Linked DNA regions of Homo sapiens: region 2 is linked to region 1. Evidence: chromatin loops called from intact Hi-C (ENCODE). Cell type or tissue: HepG2. All regions are shown on one strand. Links, peaks and the distances in the headings refer to the core of each region. The heading gives the core; the rest is flanking DNA. Region 1 holds the start of LOC124903485 (a long non-coding RNA gene). Region 2 overlaps SLC12A1 (solute carrier family 12 member 1).

Region 1 (8,345 bases), core at 334-8,333:
TTTGTCAATGATCTCTATACTTGAAAGTCAGCTCTGCTGGATGTAAAATCATTGGCTTGCATTTTTTCCTTTGGATATCTTAAATATGTTACTCTGTTTTCTTCTACCATAAAACATTGTTATTGACAAGTCAATAATTATCTAATTTGTATTCTTTTACAAGCCACTTGCTCTTTTTTTTCTAGATACCCAAAGGACCTTTTTTTCTCTTAAACTTCAATAATTTTACTAGAATATATCATAGTGTGGGTCATTGTAGGTCAACATTCTTAGGTCTGTAGTGTGCTTTTTCACAATGTAATTTCAAATCCTTTTATTTCAGGAGTGTTTTCTTGAATTATATTTCTTAGTGTTTGTTCTGCCCTCTTTCTCTGGATTTCTTGTTCCAGAGACTTCCACTATTTCTATGTTGGACGTTCTTTGAGTATCTTCGATATTTTAACTTGGTTACAAATCCTCTTTATCTCTCTTTTCAATTTCTTTTTTGACTTAAAATTTTTTCAGCTTTTTCCTTTCTATCTCTGAAGACATTATCTGTCGTGTTTATTGCTCTTGCGTTCCTTCTAGCTTGATATTAATTTTTGGGATGGCTTTTATCCTTTATATCTAATTCTTTCCAGAGTCCTACCACCTAATTTCTGAGTTTTTTTTTCTACTTCTGATTTAGGTTGTTCTTTATGTTCTGTATGATTTCCTTCACTTTTTTTTTTTTATTTTTTAGATTTTAGAAGGTTGCAATTTTGATCTGTTCTGTGGACATGTCTTCCTGGCACACTTCTATTATCCGAAGGGATGTAATTCTACTTCTTATTATCTTTTATTCTTTTATTTATTTATTTATTTATTTTTATTGAGACAGAGTCTCACTCTGTCACCCAGGCTGGAGTGCAGTGGCACCATCTTGGCTCACTGTAACCTCCATCTTCCAGGTTCAAGTGATTCTCATGCCTCAGCCTCTCGAGTGGCTGGGACTACAGGTGTGTGTGCCACCATGCCTGGCTAATTCTTGTATTTTTAGTAGAGACAGGGTTTCACCATGTTGGCCAGGCTGATCTCAAACTCTTGACCTCAGGTGATCTGCTGCCTCAGCCTCCCAAAGTGCTGGGATTACAGGTGTGAGCCACCATGCCTGGCTCTTTTATTCTTACAATAACTTTGTGTGGGCTTTAACCTCTATGCCTTTCTTTCCTCATTTTTATAGAAAATTATTTTTTCTTGAACTTTTAGAAGAAAGCGTTATTCACTGTGGCTTTTCTCAATTCGCAGAGCTCCCTCTTTCATTGTTTCTTACAGTGTTCCAAAATAACATGACTTTGTTATTTTGTTCCAAAATAGCATGAGATTTTCTGTCAACAGTCCTCCACGCCTGTGTTTATCTGGATCTTCTCTTTCCCTTTATTCTCAAATGTCTCTATCCTGTTAGCTTTTCCGCCATGGGTAGCAGTTTCAATGTGTAGTTTAAGACCTCCATGCATTGGGCCCTGTGCTGAAAGGAGCTCTGGCTGATCAGTTTTGAGGGTTCATATGGGTCAGACCTTACTATGACCTCTATATTCACCCGCTATTGGAATGAGCCAAACCTTTTATAGTTGTAGCTATTGTTCTCGAATTGTCTTATGGTACTTTTACAAATACCTGTTGTGTATTTTGGGGTCTCCATTTCTCAGGTCAGTCGGATTCCCTGTGCCCATCCTGTACTTCTCTCTCATAGAAGCCGATACCATGCATATTTGGTGTCATAACGATAGTTTGTCCCCACTCATTTGTATTTGAGTTTCATAGGGGTAGCTTGACATAATTATCACTCTTGTCCATGAGTCTTTGGATTTGCTACCTAGTTGCTTTGTCTATTTCTATGTAGGAATTTGGAGAGATTGGAAAACCATATAACCACTGTCTCCATCTTCAAAAAGCTTTTTGTTTTTAACCAAAAGCATTCATAGATGTATTCTTTAATCAGAAAATTATTTTAGTACACTGCACATGTGATTTGCTTTACGAAGATTCTATTTAATACAACCATTAGGGAACCCTTCTGCATTTTGACTTATATTTTCTTTTTTATAATTACGACTTTTCGTTTACTTAAAAATTTTGATAAATGTATGTGTTTCTTTAAAATAACTATACAAAAAGGATAGTTTTTTTTTGTTTTGTTTTTTAAGATGGATATATCGGAACATAACCCCACCATAAATTAAAGAACATCTGTATTATGTAAAGTTGCATACAGCTAAATTGTTATACAAGTTTGTGCTGAGAACAAATGAAACAAAACTTTGCACCTGCTGGATGTTTGACCTTGGGAAAATCACTTCACTTCTTAGGGCTTCCTTGTTCTCATTTGTGAAATGAAAGGTCTGGGTCAGATATGATTCTAAGATATGTTCTTAATTCTACTCCTAATTAGCATTTGCTAGTATGAAACAATATTAAGCACTGAATGGCTTGTAGTAAAAATGGAAATTTAAATAAATCAATAAATAAGCCATCTCTTGAAATAGCCAAGTTAGCTTACCCATTAAAATCAACACAGCGGTGGTTATTTAGCTGTGATCAAGTTATAGACTGGCAGTCATTTTTTCCCCTTAGGGAAAAACCATTAGAATGATCTTCAGCTCTTACTTGCTCATGGCCCAGCTTCAGGTTAACAGTCTTCTCCCATATACCTGGGCCTCTGATTCCTCTGATTAGTGAGACAGCAGCTGTGATGTTTGGGAATCAAAGCTAACATGTTTACTAAGCACAAGGTATTCACGTACACTATTCAGTACAGTTCCCCCACAGACCCTAATGAATAGAGGAGTAGTTCTCACTGGCTGCTCAATAGATGTGTCTGGTGGGTTTTAAAATTACTGATGATTTGGTACTTACCCAGACCAATTGAATCACAATCTATAAGGATGGCTTAGGGATAGGTATTAAAAAAAATTCCTATGTGATTTTAGGAGGGTGGGGAACTACTGGGGTGAATATTGCTAAGCCCTGCTTTATAGATGATTGATTGAGTCAGTTACCCAAGATCTGAGGATCCATAGCTCATAAGTGAAAAAGCCAGGATGTAGACAAAGGTATGTCTAATGCCAAAGTGCATGAATATCCTTAACTATTAAGCTGAGCCACCTCCTCAGAATCTGTTTCATGAGGGCATGAAACCATGTCTACCTCATTTCCTACAGCACTTCCAGTGTACAACACAGTGCCAGGCACATGCTGGGTATCTAATAAACATTATTGAATGAATGTATAAAGTAGATAAGCTAGTCCACCTTGAATTTTATTTGATAACATCCACAGGACCCTGTAATAACACACTGAGTTTGTTGAGGGTGTGACTGGCTGGGGCCGGTGTTATGGGTGGTAAAAGAATTTACCAGGACAGTTATAGGTAAAAAAAGGCAGATTTGATAAAGTTCGAAGATACATTGCAAGGGTGCAACAGGCAGCACAGCAGAGAAGGGGCTGTCTGCAAAGAGGCAGGGGCTGGAGGGAAGTTTTATGGGGTCATATTGGAGGGGGTACATGCAGATAAGGTATGCAGATCAGGTCCTGCTGCTGGGGTCTACATGTGAATGAGGTATTTGGAAACAGCATGTCTGCAGGTTGTCTGTGATTAGCAGTTTCTCAGAACAATTATTCTCTCCGACCTGGGGCCCCTTCCTTATTGTTGCTCGCTTATCTTATTAGGACTCCGCAGGGTTTTTTGTACATTTGCCTTTCTATCTCATCCAAAATGCCATCTGCCCAGTTCTGGAAGCACTTGTCTGAGATGTCCCCTTACTCAGCGGCTCCATTAGCTCTTCAGCTCCACCTGCTGATGCTTCCACACAGGTTGGGCTTTCCCAGCTTCCCTTGAAGGGAACACAGGCCAATGTAGTGTTAGGAGGCCTGTGAAATCTGTCGTTTGAAAAGGCATTCTGACTCTGCCACTGAATGAAGAATTCGCAATGTTGATCACCCTTGCACTTTATTATCTGCATCCCTATCCCTCAATATGAAGGCTTCCATAGGCGTCCCTGATCACTATGAAGACTAAGGCAGGGAAAGGAAGCAGATGGCTTGGGCTATCCCATACTCTGACTCCAGCTTGTCAATATTACTTGTTTATTTTTAATTTTTTACTGGAATATATAATATACACGCAGAAAACAATGTACATATTTCACAGTTACCTTTTGCAATGTAAACATGCAGAGTCAGATCGCGTGGGTAACATTTAGCAAGATGAGTGAGTGATTGCTAAGAACAATGTGGAGCAGAGTGGATTTTGAATGTAAATGCATTGTTATGTGGAGCCTTCATTACCTCAGTTGCTGCTGTTGCATGGGCAGCTTTCCCTCAGGATCCTGGAACAGGAGGTCAGTATGGGCATCAGCTCGACTAGGAGCTTTCATCTTATCTACTGAGTGTCATTTTTTTTTTTTTTTGTCTCTAACCATCACATGAGTTTCTAACTGGAGCCACAGCCATGACTGAGTGTTGAATGGCATTTCACTCAATGGTTCACATATTCACAAGGCACCTGCCAACTTCCCCAGACCCTTGTCCTTTCCCAGACTCAAGTTAGGCACTAAAACCAGGGTTCAGCACTGGTTTAGAGCATGAGTGAACATTCCTAATTTTCGACCCAATTCAGATTGGTCTAATTTTACTGCTGTATGGCTCCAATGCTGTGAAAATTGTCTAAAACATTTTCAATTCCTAGGAGGTCTTCACTGTCTTCTCAAAGTTATACTTTTTATTTCCTTCACTGGAAGGCATCTTCTAGTCCTCTAAATACTAAGGGGGAGTTTAAATTATTTTGGCAGTAGTCAAGTTTTGCAGATCAAATATTATTTAAAATAAACAATATTTTAGAGTGGAAATAATTTTAGAGCTTGCCAAATCTGGGTTAAAATCTTCCTCCCCATTCTTTCTGAAACAGTCATTGTGGATAATACCATATGCTTTTTAGGCTGTGTGATAAAAAAACAAAAATATCAACCCCTTTTCCCTCTGTACTACTGTATGAGAGCACATTTTATGTTAGTAGAACTTGGCAGAGTCCTTAACTCTCAATGAAACTGAATGCATTGGGCAGGCCATCAGCTGGGGAAAAAATTAACAGATAAGACATTTTCATTAGCTGTATTTACACAGAATGGAATTGGATATTTAGCCTCTGCTCTTTGATACTTGTTGCTCTTACTTCATTTGTGCTAGCCTTACTCTGCCTTTGTTCTCAGAGTTTGAATAAAAGCCTTTCCTGAGTGTTTCAGTATGTGGTGGTTTAAGGAGTGATCTGGAAAAAGGCCTCTTGCTTGGCTTTGCCATTTTCTCCTCTAGCTCTGTTTCATTAGGGGGTTCTGAGGGGGTGGCCAGTGAGAACAAGAAGTGGAGGGGCCCTGACTCAAACACAATAGAGTGTGGAGATTTATTTCCTTCACTTTAATATAATAAACCCCTCAGGGTCTGAGTTAGCACCATCATTTTTCCTTAGTCTTCTATGTGAAGGCTGCCATCCCTGTGTGGGGAGATTAATGCCTCCTTTATTATAAATAATCGGGATGAAGGAATTCATCAGGGATGCTTCAAAATTTGCTGGGCTTAGAAGTTCTCCTACAGGTTTGGAACTCAAAAGCCAAAGAACTGAACATACAAGACTCTGGTCCTGAAGAGAAAAAGCCAACGAATGCTTTATTATAATTCTCTCTGTCCTGGGATAAGAAATGCAAATTACTCAGTGTGCTTTGAAGTCCTTCCTTAGCAATGAGAGAGGGAGGCTGTCATATCTCTGTTGTTGTTGCAGTTGTTGTTGCAGAGGAGGCTGGTGTGGGGCTAGAGAACAAGGAGCAGAATTGACCATAAAGACTGACCATTGTAATCTGAGTAGCTTAGTACATCATGCCCATGCAGTCCAAGACTGTTCCTGGGACTGGAACTATGGCCATTCCTAGTAAGTCTGTCTGCTGAGTGCATGACCTGCAGAAGTCTTTGTGAAAAGGGTCCTTGCGTTTTGGCCTGCTGGGCTGCTGTTTTAGATATGTCCAAGGAATTAGAACTATATTACTTTTTTTCTAGAACATGAGGACACACAAATCTCACCTTTTGCCTTTCTCTCTCTCGTTTTCCAGTTCTTTCTGAAACTATTAGATCACTGTGGTCTACATGGACGTGGGCCTCCCAGATCCCCCTTGAGGAAGGAATGTCACCCCAGCTGCTATGAGTGCCAGCTCACAGCCCCTTCATGCACTCCTCAGCAGCAGGGAGCCACCTCACCTGAGGGCAAGAGGTTCACAGGGCAGCCCATGTCCAGGTAAGGCAGGGACATAAAAGCCCAGCCATTTCAGCCCGACACACAGCTCTAGTGGCTAATATTCATTTCGGAGCTGCCCTCTGGTTTAGCTGAGGCTTTGTTGGACTTAACTTTGAAGTTTGACTTCTCCCACTTCCCGATCCTGCTCCCTCTCACAGTTCCTGAGCCCAATAAATATCTTGTACTCCCAACTTCATCTCAGTGACAGCCTCTGAAGAACTCTACCTTCAGTGACTTCATCTCCCTGATAGACTCAGCCTGCTCGGTAGCCTGGTAGAGTTCTATGCTCAGACTTCCAAACTTTACTCTTGATATGTAAACAGTGAGTTTTAGATTTTAGAAAATGCTTTCTTTTTTCCTTCAACAAATCTTGGCTTTTAAAACTGTTGCCCTCTGTGGATAGAAGGAAAAAAATTGCATTTGACACTTGAAGTTGGGGAATGACTCCTTTGTTCTAGGCTGTGTTTGGCCTTTACTTGAAGCAATGAATGCCATTGATTCAATGCGTGGGTAGCCATAAGGCAAAAGGAAATGAAAAAAAAAAAAGTTGGAAGGCATTTTGAAAACATTATCTCCTTTATATCTATATGAAAGAGTTTTGTAAACCCCAGAGCACCAGGCAAATGCTGGTTGCTACTGATGGCAGAGCACTGCGGCAGTGCACTGAGCCCTGGGCTGGCCGCCTCTTAGTCTCCCACAGCAGACCCTGTTATTCCGCCAAGTTTGGGGGTCTGGAAAGTGTGGAAGGGATGAGGCAGCAGCTATGATGGTGGGATTGGCTGTTTTCTAGCTATAATCTTTTTATCTCAGCGCCCCCCCGCCTCGTGTCCTGGGCTTTCTGCCCTCCTTTTGACGCATGTGCTTATTTTTGTGGCTCTGGAGGATCTTTCTAATGAGATTTTCCTCCTGGATACAAAGGGAACAAGAGGTTTCATTTCAAGGGCAGGCTGTCCTTCTCCGCCTTCTGTGCTTACCTTTTGAGCATGACTGCACAGCCATTAAATCGTCCTGCATGTGGACTCACACTCATATCATTGGTGTGGCCACTGGAGAACCTCAAATGAGCAGCCACCTTAGGTTTCCTTCTTAAGGGATGTGGTTTAACTGCAACATTGAGTGTCCGCACGGCACCACCCCGTTAGCAGACTTGGCTTCCCCTGCAGAGGATAGGTCAGCAAGAGAAACATGAACGGGGGCTGCCATGATGGTAGCGTCTCACAGACACTGAGCTTCATAGAGACCAGGTCTTTGCGCCTAGGAGACTGAAGCAGAGCTCAGAAGTTTCAGCAAAGTCCAGGTCTTACTCTCCTGAAGATCCACAGTTTTCTGTTAAAAAAAAAAAATCATGAAAGTCATTTGGCCCTTCTACATGGCAGAGTAGAAGTTTCCTAAAATATATTATTATTAATTATGTATATTATTAATCAAAATAGCTCTTTTGAGCATGCACTGCTCTAAGCATTTACATTTATTATGATATTTAATTCCCACAATAACTTTAGGAGAAATTTGTCACTAATATTCTCATCTTATATATGAGGAAGGAGAGGCACAGAGAAGTTAAGAAGCACCCATTCTTCTGTAGTCCCTAACTGTTCATAAGGGTTTGCTAACTAGGTTTTCAGTTACTGAGTAACTATTCATAGAGCACCTGCTGTATACCAGATGCAGTGCTAGCACTGGAGACAGAGTGCTGAGCAAATAAACATGGTCCATGTAACGTTGGAAGACAAGGATGGTCAGAGTGTGTGGATCTTGATGGACAGTATCTACATATCAGTTTTTTTGTTTTGTTTTGTTTGCAGGGGAATAAAACCTCTTAAAAGCTCAGCTGGGAGAAACCAGGTTTCTGGAACATTTCTAAAGGATGTATTATATGTGGCCCATCTTTCTTCCCCATTTCCAATCTCAGTGAATGATGCCGCCCAGGTTGTCATCTGTGACTCCTACTTCTCCCTTCCCTCACAGCATCCATCAATCACTGAGTTCTGATAACTCTGCTTCCTAAACTTCTCTTGAGTTAACTCACTCCTCTCCATATCCATCACCA
Region 2 (8,345 bases), core at 220-8,219, 170 kb before region 1:
GACAATCTCTTATATAAAGAGAGCACAATTTTTGAAATTGGAAAATTTAACATTGGTGCCATACTACCATCTAAGCCACAAAACATTTTCAAATTATACTAATTGTCCCAATAAAATATTGGCAGCTTTAAGAAATATAAAATATTATAGACATTATGTTAGTTTCCATGTTAATATGATCCTCTTTAAGTATAATTAAATCTATATAATATTAGCATACAAATATCATATTGCTTTGATTGAAAAGACATATATGCATATATGCATATATGCATAATATATATGCAGTCATACACCACATAAAAACATTCTGATCAATGACAGACTGCATATACGATGGTGGTCCCATAAGATTATAATGGAACTGAAAAATTCCTATCACCTAGTGATGTCGTAGCTGTTGTAACGGCATAGCACAATACATTATTCACACATTTGTGATGATGCTGGTGTAAACAAACCAACTGCACTGCCAGTCATATAAAAATATAGCACATACAATTGCGTACAGTACATAATACTTGATAACATAATAAATGACTGTTACTGGTTATGTGTTTACATACTATACCTTTTATTATTATTTTAGAGTGTACTCCTTCTACTTATTAAAAAAAGTGAACTGTGAAACAGCTTCAGGCAGGTCCTTTAGGAGGTATTCCAGAGGAAGCTTTGTTTTCACAGGAGATGACAGCTCCATGCCTGTTATTGCCCTGGAAGACCTTCCAGTGGGATACAGGATGTGGAGGTGGCAGACAGTGATATTGATGATCCTGACCCTGGATAGACCTACACTAATGTGTGTGTTTATGTTTCAGTTTTTAACAAAAATATTTAAAAAGAAAAAAAGAAAACAGTTTAAAAAGTAGAAAAATGCTTATAGAATAAGGATATAAAGAAAACACTTTTGCATAGCTGTACAATACGTTTTAAGCTCAGTGTTATTACAAAAGGGTCAAAAGCTTAGAAATTATGAAGTAAAAATGTTTACGGTAAGCTAAGGTTAATTTATTATTGAAGAAAAAAATATTTTTTATTCCCAGGTCCAGCTTTGAAGAAAAGTATTTTTGTATAAATTTTGTGTAGCCCAAGTATACAGTGTTGATAAAATCTACAGTAGTGTAGTCGTGTCCTGGGGCCTCACATTCACTCACCACTCACTGACTCACCCAGAGCAACTGCCAGTCCTGCAAGTTCCACTCATGGTAAGTGCCCAATACAAGTGGACCATTTTTTACCTTTTATGCTGTATTTTTACTGTACCATTTCTGTGTTTTGATATACAAATATTTACCATTGTGTCACATTTGCCTATAGTATTCAGTTCAGATTTGTAGCCTAGGAGCAACAGCATATACCATATAACCTAGGTGTGTAGTAGGCTATACCATCTAGGTTTGTGTAAGTACACTCTATGATGTTTGCACAATAGGAAATTGCCTGATACATTTCTCAGAATGTAACAATGTAGCAGTGTATAACTGTGTGTGTGTATATACATTGTTATACATTGTTATACATTATACATTATACAGTTATACATAGTTATACATTATATATATATATATATATATATATATATATATATGTCACATTCACAGCATAATACATCCTAAGAGGGAAGAGAAAATGTTAAAAATTACTGAATAAAGCCTGTCATTATTTTGTGACTTCTGGAAGTGCTGGTTCCAGGAAGGGCTCAGAGCTTAGTCCCTCAGTGCCCTGAGGGACTAAGAGCTGCTGAAGGTGGTTTTCTGGATTTCCATCAGAGACCTCTAGATGTGTCATGTTCTCAGCATGCTTATTATTCTCACAACTGGCATCAACTCTCAATGGCTAAATTAATGAGAAAGATACAGACTTACACTGTGGGATTTTTTTTTTTTAATTAAGAGTTCTCTACAGTCATCCCTTTAAACTCTTTCAAACTACAAAGGAGAAACTGGGGACCCAGATGCGTTTGGAGACTGTTGCAAAGTCCTGCAGCTCCTTGATGGCAGAGCTGGGGCTAGAACCCAGGTGCAGTCTCTCCATTTAGTTCTCTTTTACATATGCTGTTCTAAGAGTGACTGCCATGAATTAGGAGTTTTGAATTCCCACAGAAAAAGCAACTGGACCCAGATTTCCTTCAGGCTCTTCTTTTCTTGGATGCCTTTACTGGTCAGAACAAAATAAGCATTATATGAGATAACGAAGCTCCCACTCAAGACTTGAGATGAGGCTTCTGTGGCACCTTCCTTTTGGAAAGCATTTGTGACAGAGGATAAGAGGACTTGCTTGAAGACAGCGATCAGGAAAAATATGCGAATAATTTACTGACCAGATAACCAAGTAAACACGAGGCCTATCCTGGTGGCTTTGTCTTTGAGTCTATTGTGTCTCAGAGACACTTAAAGTTATTAAAATTAAAGCATTAAAGCAACAAACCTCTGAAATGACCTAACATGTGAGTGGCAAACTACTTACACAATTTTTTCTTCTTCAATGCGGTTGATCTTCCCTCCCACATAGATTCTTAATTTACAGTCTTTCCATTTTTTTCTGAGAGTTAAGATATAGGGGATAAGAAGTGTTAACCCTGGAATAAAGAATAAATTATGACACAATGAGTATATCTAAATGGAAGGAAATGAATAGCTTTATATCTTTATTCATTACCACATTGATAGCTCTTAATTAAGTTATAGTCTTTGGAGAACACAGAAATGTTATTCTTTAACCAGTATTGTTCCCATATACCTTCTCATGCAGTTTAAGTTTATCAAAATTGAAATTCTTGTCCCTAGTGTATTTTCTGAAAGTTTTTACCTCCATCATCAAACAACCACCAAACATCAATTGTGCCTTTTTCTTGTTTCTTTTTAAATTGAGTGCTGGCTTCCACCAGTTTCTGGTTGAACTCTCCCACATGCATCGACTGGCTTGTGTTAATGCTGCCATCTGAAACGAAAGAGGAATTGATGCATCTGTTTGCTTTTGAGGGCAGAAACAAAATAACTTTCCAATCAATCTAGTGATGAAAATAGAGAAAAGGTCACAGATTCATGTTTATTATACCTAAAATAAATAGCGGTATTCTTCAAAAGGCAGAGATAAAAGTCCAATCCCAGAATAATTGAGAACACCTTCAATAGTTAAATAAAATATTGACAGTCAATAAGTAAAACAGCTTTATAATAATAGTTTTTATTAAAAGACAATGGATTTTTTCAGACCTTTAGTAATCTGTCTCAGAGTGGAGTTATTATTTAGGCATGCAACAATGCTACTAGCCAGAATATCCACATTTCCCAAAATCTCAGATATAAATCACCTTAATGATATTAATATTTTTGTATTTACTTAACATGTGGTAAGTGGTTTTCTAGAAATAAGCTATAGAATCAGAAATATCCGTTCATTAGGGAATTGATTCATGAAGCACTATTTTGGTTTAAGTTCCATTCAGGTCTGGTTTATAAAATTTGCCAGGGACTGTGTGCATCTTGAACTCTATGACTATTTAGTCTCTTAGTTGGCCTGGCTTACTCTTCTGCTTTCTTTTCAAGGAATCTTGCGAAGCTAAAGTAAAGCCATTTGAGCTATTTGAATCTTTGTGAATTAGATGAAAAAAAAAAAACCTTAGAAAATATGGAAATACAAAACATCTTTACTTGAGTTATAATTAAGGGTGTATATAAAATAGTTACAATTTTTTTAAATGTGATTTCTACCCTAACATGGATACAGTGAAAGTGTACCAGGGAACTCGGCCAGTGTTGGAACTGGACCTGTTCCTGTTTGCCAAGAGGGGTTTATTTGCCACAGCGTACGTAGCATTTCTCATATCTGTGTCTTTGAAAGTCATGACTTTATTGCTGTGTTTCAAAGTGGTGGTGTCAGCCTGGTGCTTAGAGGAGGGCTGACAGCCTCTTCAGAGCTTCCTCTCTGATCTAAGAGGTTCTGAAGATGCTTTGTTTTATCTTTTGTTGTTTCCATGTTTAGAGTCTGTCAGTTCTGAAGCAATGATCTGATATTGTTTTTACATCCCTGGGACCGCTGAGGGAGAAAAATTTATTTACAAAATGGACCAAGCTCTGCCCTCACTTACAGACAAGTCAAAGCAGCCAGAGGCCTCCTGTTCACACTCAGGTACCTGGAGGCAGGATTGGTTCTCGTCTAGAACTCAAAAGAGTTGACAAGCAATGGAAGCCCAGAGTAGTGAATGGGCCCACTTTAGAGCTGTGTTTAAACTTCTAGGTATTAAAACAGTATATAACATTATTACTTTTCTTTTCTGAACAATTTGACATGTTGACTTTTGGAAGAGTATATTTTTGCCAAAACAAGTATTGTGACGCAGAAATAAGCTTCCAGAATAAATAACAAGTCCCGCTGTCATAATAAGGACATTAATGCTTCCCTCTCTCTAGTTGGAGCACATTATTGGGCTATGACTTTGGAATTTCCCATTATTTTCCAGACTGTACCACTTAATAGAGCAGATTTAATGGATTGTTAACTTTTTTCACAGTTAAACCAAATAATTAGAAAGAAAAGAAGATAATAGTTAGCATCCAGAACAGTCTTATTTAAATATTTTCACCCTAAAAGTCCTGATGTAGCTTCAAGTTGAATTCAAACACATCATTTATGTCATTTTAAGGTGGACTGTAAGGAGTAGGCCACGGCCCATGGGGTATCCCAGGAGCTCGACAGTAGCCAGAGTATTTGAAGTGGGGCAATATCTGGATTTCCCATCATTCTCTGTGGATATATAAAACTATTATATTACAGGTGAAATTTCGTCCTTGGGCTATAGTAGGAAAGCAAACAGACAAACGATTTACAGGGTAGGAGATGGCCTTGTCGAAGGGCCTCTTTAAAGGGTTGGCGCCGGTCAACCTAGACCAGAAGCTTGCTAAGTCTCCACTTGGATCCTGCTGTTTGACTTGGAGACCCTCCCAGAGAAACCATCTTTTCCTGGCCTCACACCAGTGTATGACTTCAGTAACTACAGGACATTCGTGCATAAACAAATGCCTGGTAACATTCTGATTTTTGACCAGCAGAGGTCACTGTGGACCTCATTAAACTCAAACCCATAGCGTTTCGGGAAGTAATTTTCAAAAAACCAAACGTTTGAATCATCTGTTTATAAAATGTGTAACAAGCTCTCCCAACCTCTGATCCTTTGTCCCAGGACTGCATACCATAAGTCCACATATAAGTGTAGCATTTAGATGAAATCTACAGGTAGTGAGTACCAATAAAGTTCTAAGTCGTGCATTCTGGTTTGTGATAAAGATGCTTTTGTTGAAATCAGCGTTCCAGCTGGATACCGTATTTGCATGTACTAGTCGTATTTCAGTTCCCTGAAATGTCTGAAAGGTAAGGGTGTCTGTGGATAAGACAGTTTGGGTATTGGCTCTTAAATTTCTATCCCCTTTCCATCTTAACTGAGAAACTTCTGTTTTATGGCATGCAATCTGCTTAAGCACTATTTGACTTCCAAACCAAATATTACATTTAAAAAATAATTTTTGACAGTAAGATGGTACAAAGTACTTAATGAGGTTGATAAATGACAATAGCTGCTACCGTTTATCCATACTACCTTCTGGAGAGAAACCTTTCAGTTCCTACCCACACTCAATGCTCCCAACATCTTAGATGCTGACTTCGGACTCTTCATAGATGCTCAAATAGTGACTCATCTTGTAAACTTTTTTGCAAATTTTAAAAAGTTCTTACCTTTTTTAGGCGTTGTCTTAGTAATGTTCAACTTGCCAGCTTTTTTAAACAAGCCTCGGATGCCTCCACTTTCCTCTTCACACTCATTATCTTTGATAGTCGCTTCCAATGCTAGTCTCTCCTGTTCTAATCTCTCTAATTCCTCTGATGAAAGAAGACAAAATCACCTACTTAACTCAGAACTACAAAGTTTCTAGAAACAATCTTATAAACTTTTAATATTTAAAATGGTATGTATGTGATAAAATAATTGTTTATACATAGTAATTTTTTCTAAATGATTTTTATATATTATCTTCTAATACAAGTAATATATTTTGGTTGGGTGAGGTAGCTCATGCCTGTAATCTCAGCACTTTGGGAAGCCAAGATGGGTGTATCGTTTGAGCCCAGGAGTTTGAAACCAGACTTGGCAACATGGTGAAACTCCATCTCTATGAACGATACAAAAATCAGCTGGGTGTGGTGTGTAGTGCCAGCTACTTGGGAGGCCGAGGTGAGAGGATCACCTGAGCCTGGGAGGTAGAGGCTGCAGTGAGCCATGATCATGCCACTGCACTGCAGCCTGGGCAATAGAGTGAGATCGTGTCTCCAAAAGAAAAGAGAAAAAGTAATGTATCTTAGTAAATTGTATTCAGAAAGTTGTCACAACTAGCTTAGAAAAACAGCTCTATGTGTTAAGTTATGATACATGAAGTTACAGCATTTTTATTTGTGAGGGCAAGAGAGGCTATTTAATGCCACCCTTATTCACTACCATGCAAAAACAAACAAACAGAAAATCTTTCACACTGTAAGCCACTGATTTACTGACCTAAGCTAGTGGGTCAGATGTTTTACAACTGGAAGTGACAAAATTACAGAAGTACACTGAGTATATATCAGCCACACAACAATGCTTCATGAATTGAAACATAAAACTAGACAGCAAGAATTAAGAAAAGATAACAAAATCTTACAATAAACTCTATAGGCTCTGGATACAAATTACAATGGAAAATATCCACCACCAATTCCTTTCAATAAGCAAAATAACTTTGTGGAGTGGGTGACCAAAGTCAAAGAAATAAAAGCTGAGGTTTCTGGGTGCCTGTCAGAGTTCAAATTGCTAAAAGGGGTCTTGTGACATGTTTTAGTCTGGAACAGGAGTCAAGCAGTGCAAAATTTCCTGCCCAAGGTTGAGACACACTATCCAAGCTTTGATGTTGTATCTGGCTGCCTTTTATCTTTTTTGGATTCCGATTGTGACGAAAATTTCCTAGCTGCTATGTAATGTGCTGGATCTCTCTTTGACCTCACCCTGCACTGAATCAGGGTAAATAAGACTTTCAAAGCAGTCATATGACAGTGCTACACTTAGGAGGCTTCTTGCTTCTTGCTTATACTGGGTGAGGTGGCACTCTTGTCAGATGCCCTCATCTTATTGCCTGCTGAGAACAGAGCCTTAGAAAATGAGCAATGCTCAGAGGAAGAGGATAGAAAACCTAGATTCAGTGTTACAAAACACTGGGAGAGCTTCTGTAAATGTCAACCCTTGGAGCCCATTGCGTTATCTATCTGTGAAGCGAAGCTATACAAACTCTAGATTTATCAATTATGTACTAACTAAATCTGTCAGGACAGTCACATCCCTAGACGATGCTGCTATTCAGCTACACAGAATTGTCTGGCCCCTTTCCAGGTCTTAGCAATTAATCTTTTGCGAGTGGCATGAGATTTAAGGTCAAATCACCCATGTGATTTCCCCAAAGCTTCAAAGGTTCTCAAGATCAGCAGCTATAGAAAATCTGAGAAATTAGACTGATGGTATTAAAGCTGAGACAGAAGTTGCTTACCCCTGACTTTTGAAAGGAGAAGACAAGCTGCATTGCACTGGGGGGTCACAACCAATTACAGCTCTGCTGCTGGCTTTATGTGACATTAGGCAAGTAATTTACTTTTTCTATGCCTCGGATTTCCCGTCTGTGAAATGGAAAACTGTAACCCTTTCCTTTTCCCACCCCCCAAGCTTTGCAAAAAGAATAAACAAAGTTTCTGCATAGTGTTTTGGAGGTCCTTAAAAAACAGAGCAAGAATGGCATTCTATAGGCAGTATATTTATGCAACTTTTGGAAATGGGCCTAGTCATGCAAAACAAATTGAGTATTTTGAGATGCCTGGGAGTTATTTTAGCAATTGCTATTTATTGCACACTCTTTGGGTGCCAGGGACTGTGTTGCATTTTATTCCTTTCTAAACAACTCTGAGATAGTTACTACTATTATCATCTTCATTTTGTAGATGAAGAAACTAATAGGTTAAGTGAGTTGCCTGATATCACCCAGCAAGTTACAGGGTTCATATGCAAAGAGATCTGCATATGCTTCCCACCATGAAGACCTTCCTCCTGTGGCTTATTATTATTACTATTTCAGAGTTGTTTTATTACCTTCCTATGCTTTATCATCAGATAAACCTAAACACTCTCAGGCATATGGTGTAATGGGCTAAGTTAATCCCCCAAAATGATGGCCCATCCAACATGTCATTTTAAAAGGAGGACCCTAAAGATACGGTTCTATATGGAAGGCTGCACTAGAGCAGCAGCACTGGTACCCAGACTTTGTTGTCAC

What was found. Peaks named below come from ENCODE experiments on the same cell type or tissue, not always from the same donor. Only the 100,000 strongest peaks of a DNase experiment are listed, where the experiment ranks them.
Region 2: a loop joins it to region 1, with 17 times the contacts of the local background. A loop is called at or near these places in 23 of 110 quality-filtered maps.

What each region holds. Positions count from the first base shown.
Region 1 is chr15:48,107,891-48,116,235 of GRCh38, reverse strand. It overlaps LOC124903485 (a long non-coding RNA gene), which reads left to right and starts at 6,114. Exons shown (of 2, transcript XR_007064619.1): 1 at 6,114-6,295. In HepG2, for the core only: a CTCF peak has its summit at 3,812 (motif pointing left); no DNase peak of the experiment used is centred there.
Region 2 is chr15:48,282,638-48,290,982 of GRCh38, reverse strand. It overlaps SLC12A1 (solute carrier family 12 member 1), which reads right to left. Exons shown (of 27, transcript NM_000338.3): 21 at 5,734-5,877; 22 at 2,809-2,940; 23 at 2,467-2,578. Among named protein-coding and RNA genes, the nearest start is that of DUT, 45 kb to the left of the region's middle. In HepG2, for the core only: a CTCF peak has its summit at 5,045 (motif pointing right); DNase peaks (open chromatin) are centred at 5,042 and 6,932.